2 separate regions of the Homo sapiens genome follow, and region 1 is linked to region 2. Evidence: chromatin contacts called from ENCODE Hi-C or POLR2A ChIA-PET data. All regions are on one chromosome and are shown on one strand. Each heading gives the region's core, a stretch centred on a gene start or an enhancer-like site at or near the end of the contact. The rest is flanking DNA. Distances are from core to core; before and after follow the strand shown. Region 1 has its middle 98 kb from the start of LINC01203. Region 2 has its middle 75 kb from the start of FAM9C.

What was found. A loop is a pair of places that touch in the nucleus more often than their neighbours do. ChIA-PET counts read pairs that join two places held with the same protein, here RNA polymerase II (POLR2A). Pooled maps may share reads with other maps.
Region 1: a pooled map shows a loop between it and region 2 (2.3-fold over the local background). The contact joins two enhancer-like sites. A Hi-C loop is called at or near these places in 3 of 50 pooled maps. POLR2A ChIA-PET finds 5 or more read pairs at or near these places in 2 of 52 experiments (AG04450 and Panc1).

Annotation. Positions count from the first base shown.
Region 1 is chrX:13,431,230-13,434,425 of GRCh38, forward strand. No RefSeq gene overlaps it. Among named protein-coding and RNA genes, the nearest start is that of LINC01203, 98 kb to the left of the region's middle. Within about 2 kb of position 1,307, at least 9 of the 41 ENCODE cell types and tissues checked have a DNase peak (open chromatin) inside an H3K27ac peak, as active enhancers do.
Region 2 is chrX:13,118,310-13,121,673 of GRCh38, forward strand. No RefSeq gene overlaps it. Among named protein-coding and RNA genes, the nearest start is that of FAM9C, 75 kb to the left of the region's middle. Within about 2 kb of position 1,907, at least 14 of the 41 ENCODE cell types and tissues checked have a DNase peak (open chromatin) inside an H3K27ac peak, as active enhancers do.

The DNA.
Region 1 (3,196 bases), core at 57-2,556, 310 kb after region 2:
CTGGGCAAATAAGAATGGTTGGTCATCCTACAAATTATAGGCACACTCAATCTAGATTGCCCTGACAACCCAATTAATGGATAATGGAAAAGGAAAAGTTAGAGAGAGTTTTCCCTGCATAGTCAATTCCCATAACAAAAGCTCCTGTAGTCAGAATAAAAGAGTTTCCTTAAACATTGGGTTTTCTTGGAATCAAGAGATTATTCTACCCAAGGGGTAGAAGAAGAACTACCCAAGGGGTTCTTCTTACCCACTGCAATAAGAAAGACCATGGCGTGTAGTAGAGAGTTTAATAGACACAAAGCTGGGCACGCCACGTGGGATGCAGAGTTAGTACTCAAATCATTCTTTTCCAAAGCTTGTAGGTTAGGGATTTTTCTTTTTTTCTTCTTTTTTTTTTTTTCGAGACAGAGTCTTGCTCTGTCGCCCAGGCTGGAGTGCCGTGGCGCGATCTCAGCTCACTGCAAGCTCCGCCTCCTGGGTTCATGCCATTCTCCTGCCTCGGCCTCCCGAGTAGCTGGGACTACAGGCGCCTGCCACCACGCCCGGCTAATTTTTTGTATTTTTAGTAGAGATTTTTCAAAGGCAGTTTGAGGGAAAGGGTGGGGGTGGCCAGGTAAGGGATGCCTGCTGCTGATTACATGTTGAAATAATATTCCAGATATATTGGGTTAAATGAAATATTCTAGATATATTGGGTTAAATGAAAGATATTATTAAAATTAATTTTACCCATTTGTTTTACATCTTTTAATGTGGCTATTAAACAAATAAAATTACATGCATGGCCGGGCACACTGGCTCACGCCTGTAATCCCCGCACTTCGGGAGGCCAAGGCGGGTGGATCACCTGAGGTCAGGAGTTTGAGGCCAGCCTGGCCAACACGGTGAAACCCTGTCTCTACCAAAAATACAAAAATGTGTTGGCACACACCTGTAATCCCAGCTACTTGGGAGGCTGATGCAGGAGAAGCACTTGAACCCAGGGGGCAGAGGTTGCAGTGAGCCCAGATTGTGCCACCGCACTCCAGCCTGGGCAACAGAGCCAGACTGTCTTAAAAAAAAAAAAATTACATGTATGGCTCACAGTATATTTCATTGGACAGCACTCTTCTAAAAAGACACTTCTAGAGAGTATGTCTCTATTAAGAGGGTTTCTCTTTGTGTAATATTGTTTACAAAACCAAGTTAAACATTAATTAGTTAAAATTCTGTAAACCGTGAAAAGGCCTCAAGGAGATTTGCAAAGGGAATCTCCTTGTCTTGGAGGTGTTGTCTTGAAGCTGCTTAAGCAGAAATGCTGCCCAGAACACACTCATGCTTTCTTGTGACCAGTGGCTCTAGGCCAAACTACAGTACATGTAAAAATAACTCTGATGAGTTCATTGTTCTGAACTTAAAGTCAAATGGGCTGTTGGCTCTTTTCACATAGTTTGAATCTTTTATGACCAGAAGATGCAAAACACATTTTTAAAAGCAGTAACTAATGCAGTCCAAGTCATTTTTTTAAAAAAACTTTTGGGTATTGAGCAATTTGGGGCTCTCCAAGGATTGTAATGATTATATTTATATTTGTATAAATATTTTCAAAGTTCTTTACAGTTTTTCTTTAGTATTTCCACTTGAAAGTGACTACATATCCCCATGAGGTAATCTGAGCTGTTATTTTATGCACATTTTACAGATGAGACACTGTCCCAAGTCTTCTTAATTCTGTTTAGTGTTCTTTTGGCTACACCCAGTGTGATGGAGCCAGATCCTACCCACTCATGAGAGCCAATTGTGCATCTCTGCACAGCTCAGCAGTCACATTATGTTAGTAGCTTGAAATCATCCACAGTGTGAGCGTTTATACCATGAGAATTGGCAAAGGCTACATAGTCCGTTTATTTGTTTTGTTGTTTCCGTTGTTTATTTCTTGAGTACCAGTTACTAAACATTTAATGGCACACTGCTAGATACCTCCAAGAATGAGAAAACTTGGGGATTAAAAGACATTTGCTTAGTCTGTTTTGTGTTGCTATAACAGAATACCATAGACAGGGTAATTTATAATGAATAGAAATTTATTTGGCTCGTGGTTTGGTTCAGGAAGCTGGGAAGTCCAAGAGCATGGCATCAGCATTTGGCAAGGGACTTCGTGCTGCATCATCCCATGGGAGAAGGTGGAAGAGCAAAGGAGAACAAGAGCCACAGAGCAAGAGGGGGCCAAACTCACTTTAATAACAAACCAACTCTCAAGATAACTAAACCACTCCCATGATAATGACATTAATTCATTCACAAGGGCAGAGCCCTCATGACCTAATCATCTCTTATTAGGCCCCACCTCACAACACTTGCACTGAGGATTAAGTTTCCAATACACAAACTTTGAGGGACACATTCAAAACATAGCAGATGCATGTTACAAAACAGGAGCAGAAACACAAGTTCTCTGAGTTCAAGAACTGAATTCTGTAGATAGATTTTTTGGTTTTTTTTTTGAGATGGAGTTTCTCTCTTGTTACCTAGGCTGGAGTGCAGTGGTGCGATCTCGGCTCACTGCAACCTCTGCCTTCTGATTTCAAGCGATTCTCCCGCCTCAGCCTCCTGAGTTGTTGGGATTACAGGTGCCCGCCACCATGCCCAGCTAATTTTTGTATTTTTTTTTTAGTAGAGATGGGGTTTCACCATGTTGACCAGGCTGGTCTGGAACTGCTGACCTCGTGATCCGCCCGCCTCGGCCTCCCAAAGCTCTGGGATTACAGGCAAGAGCCACCGTGCCCGGCCAACAGATTTTTTTTTTAAATGAAAAGATCCATGGTATCTTCAGTTTGCATATTGCAAGAAAATGAGGATGCTACTTCTTTAACCTGACAAGGCAAGGCCCAAGCCACTTAAACCTAAGCCAGCAGCCAGCCCTCCTACAGAAGAAATGGAAATCACCTTCACTGCTCCAACACAATTGTATGCTCCTGTCTTTCAGTTGTTTCGGTGTCTCTCTCTATCCCTTTTTCTGTCTTTGTGTGTGTGCATCATACATACACAAATACACACACCACACATGATTTTTACTACCTAAGTTACTATAGCAGACAGCTAGAAATTCAAGAAACCAAGTAACGCCTTCATTCAAGGAAAGGTGGAATAATATACTTCATTTTCTTTTATGGAACAACAATCAAGCACTAAATTTACTGATGAAGGGGAAATC
Region 2 (3,364 bases), core at 657-3,156:
TTAGAAAATGAGGAGCCAGGATAAAGCTGTCTGTGTGAATTGAATGGTAGCTGGTCATTCCAGAGGTGTTCAGAAACCTAGATATGACCTAGGAGGAAGGAGACCCACAGTACCTGAGCCTAGGGTGGAGTTGGGAGCAAGAAGAGGCAGGCAACCTCTGGAAAGTGGAAAGTAATCCACTGGGAATTCTCATAAATTTTAGGATGAGTGCAAGGCTTCCTAGAGCCTGTGTGATTGAGCCCTAAGCTGTTTTATCTAAACGTGAAAGGAAAGCCTGGGCCTGGAAAGCTGGAGTGCATGGAGAATTCAGATTATTCTTCAGTCTCAACCTTCTTTTCCACGCTAAGGAGAGCAGTTCATTGGCAGCTCTGTATAGGATGCCAAACATGTTTATCTGGTGGGTCTTCATGTTGCCTCACTTCCAGAAAATCTAAGAACTTTAAAAGACCGGCACGTTGTATACATGTACCCTAGAACTTAAAGTATATAAAAAAAAAACCCTCTAATAGTAGAAGGATCTCATTTTAAAAACTTTTACTCATAGTTGGGAACAAACTTTCCCTATATTAAAAGGAGACAGAACATCAATCTGAGTGTACACAATGCAAAATTCTGAACCAATTCCTGTTTTGTGGAACTGTTTTCTGGATATATTATATGCAGTGGACAGGTAGGTCCTTGTAGCCCACTGTTTTCTCTGAGGGATCCAGAACTAATTCCAGGAAAAAGCAGAAAGACTCTCAAGCTTATGGTTTTGATGCCTCCTTTGCCCATGAAGAAGATGCTATTTTCCATCAGCAATCTATTTGCATGAGCCACTTTGTATGTACAAACTAAAAATGAACAACATTGACCAAAACTCTCAGCAGTGGGGGCAATGTGATGAATGGATGATGACTCTTTCTCTCTCCCAGCCTTATCACCAAACCCCTCCATTTCAACGCTCAAAAAAGTAACTAAAACAAGGGAAACCCAAGGTTTCACAAAAATGACAAATTCAATTTGATTAGAACAAACTCCCGCTTTCCTCAAAGGTATATGCTCCTGCACCGTTCTGGCTTTGAAATTGAACTTTGGGAATAAAGGTTTGAAAGATCACCTTGGTTTTGGGGGGACCCATGTGGCAAATTACCTCTCCTCTATTTCTGTAAAAAATGAGGATTCAGAGAAAACTTGGAACCCCAAAACTTCCCTCTAAAAATGTAAACTTCTGCTGAAGAGGATGTCATGTTTACGACAATAACAACAACCAAAGCAGGTCATTGTGATGACAGGCGGGTTAGTCACATGCCTGTTCACATTCCATCTGCAGCTTAGACTCTAAAACCCTTTGGCTTAACGTCTCCCCTTTGGAGGCTGAAAAACAAATAGAATAATGGAGAACATTTAGCTCCAGAGGATTTAGTAATCTTTTCATCCATTTGATTTATAAAACTGATTGGAAGGAATGGAGAAGCTTCTCTTGTTGTTACCATTTAGCTCTTTACCTTGATGCTCTATTTTGCTCCCTTAAAGCTTTTAATGGTCCCAGATAAATCAGAGCTTTCACATCACCCTGCCACTTTCTGCAATCTGAATACTCTGTGTCCTAATCTAGGATCGAACAAGTTTAAAAGATCATTTGCTTTTGAACGCGGTTTGCTGAGTCTTTCTACCCTCCATGGAGATCTTCTGCATTGAAAAATTCACAATTCTGGTTCAGCTTGAACTTGGGTTTTCCAAAAGTTTCCACTGGACTCCTTAAGGATGAAAAGAGGAAAGTCTTAGAGACAAGACAGAAGGCAGGCGCTAAGGCCAGCCAGAGCGAAAAAGATTTCTAGGAGTTAGCAGCCAAATAAAACAACGGCAAACAAAACAAACCCAGGCTGCCCTTTCCTCTGCTCTGCAGGCTCTTATCTGTTGGTGAACTCAGCCGCCTCAGTCTAGAATACTCAGCCCCAGCGTCACTGAGAAGGCTGAGTTTGTGCCTGTCCGTCCCAGGTACCTCTCAGCACCCTGCACAGTCTTTGTTCCAGCACATTCCTCATAGTTTTGTAACTATTTGTCCACTGGTCTGTCACCACTAACATCTAGCACCCTCTCGTCTAGTCTGTGTTCCTTGTGTATATTCCTAACTAGTACTAGTGTGTTAACTAGTAGATAAATTCTACCAGAATTTAAATTCTTATTCTCATAGGACAGGGATTTTCGACCTCAGCTCTTTTGACATTTGGGGCCAGATCATTCTTTAGGTGTGGGCTGTCTTATGTATTGTGGGATGTTTAGCAGCAGCCCTGGCCTCGGCCTACTGGACGCCAGGAGCACCCCCCACCCCCCAAATTGCTGCAGTGGAAAATGTTTCCGGGCTTTGCCAAATGTCCCCTGTGGAGCAAAATCTGCGCCGTCCCCCCAAACCTCTTGAGAACCACTGCTGCAGAGTAATACGAAAAATATGGGTTGAATGATTTAGTCCACATGGTCTCTAATCACAGGGACTCTCCAAAGCTATCAAAATTGTCCCTTATTTTTATTTTTTAGAAGAAAGCATCAACGTTTTACTGATGTAACCACCAGCTTCTACTTTAGACACATATTTTAAAATCACATTAAAACCAAAGTTTTTTGTTTGTTTGTTTTTATTTTTGTTTTTGTTTTGTTTTGTTTTTTAAAGTATCCCTGAGAGGTAGGTTTACTTAGCAGGGTCTCTAGGGTAGTAGTTAAGAGCATAGAGTGTGGAACCAACTGCTTCAGTTTAAAATCCAGTTCTACCATAAACCACCTGCATGATCTTGGGGAAGTTACCTAACCTCTCTGTGTGAAATCCTCAGCTATGTAATGATCCAAGTAATCTAAATTATAATGTAGAATAATAATAATACTGCCTGCTGAATAGGGTTGTTGAAAGGGTTAATATTTGAGTTAATATTTGAAAAGCTCTTAGAACAGTTCCCAGCACAAAGTAAGCAAGATATAAACATTAGCTCCAAGCCAAGAAGTACAGGGTTTTCAAAAAGTCTCTAAATTCAAGCACATTTGTTTAGAACTATTTGGAAGCCTTATGTTTCTGCTGCCAAAGGGATCAGAGTAGACCCTGCAATATGTACAAAACATCTCTATACTTCCAACATTTTGGAACTGAATTATAAATTTCCAGTCAGCTCTGTAACTTTCTATTCTTAAGACTTTACTTTCCTTCCGTTGTGACTTCAACTACTCAATGTAGAAAGTAAGAAATACAATGAGTCTCAGAAATAAAATGGGAAATCTCATTGCCTATTGTATGTGCTAGTCAGTGTTTCACACTTAACTACTAGAGGCAAACACAATGGAAACCAGTTGGCTGCCATTTTGATAACACATTCAAGTTTATTTGTGTTCTCTGGGC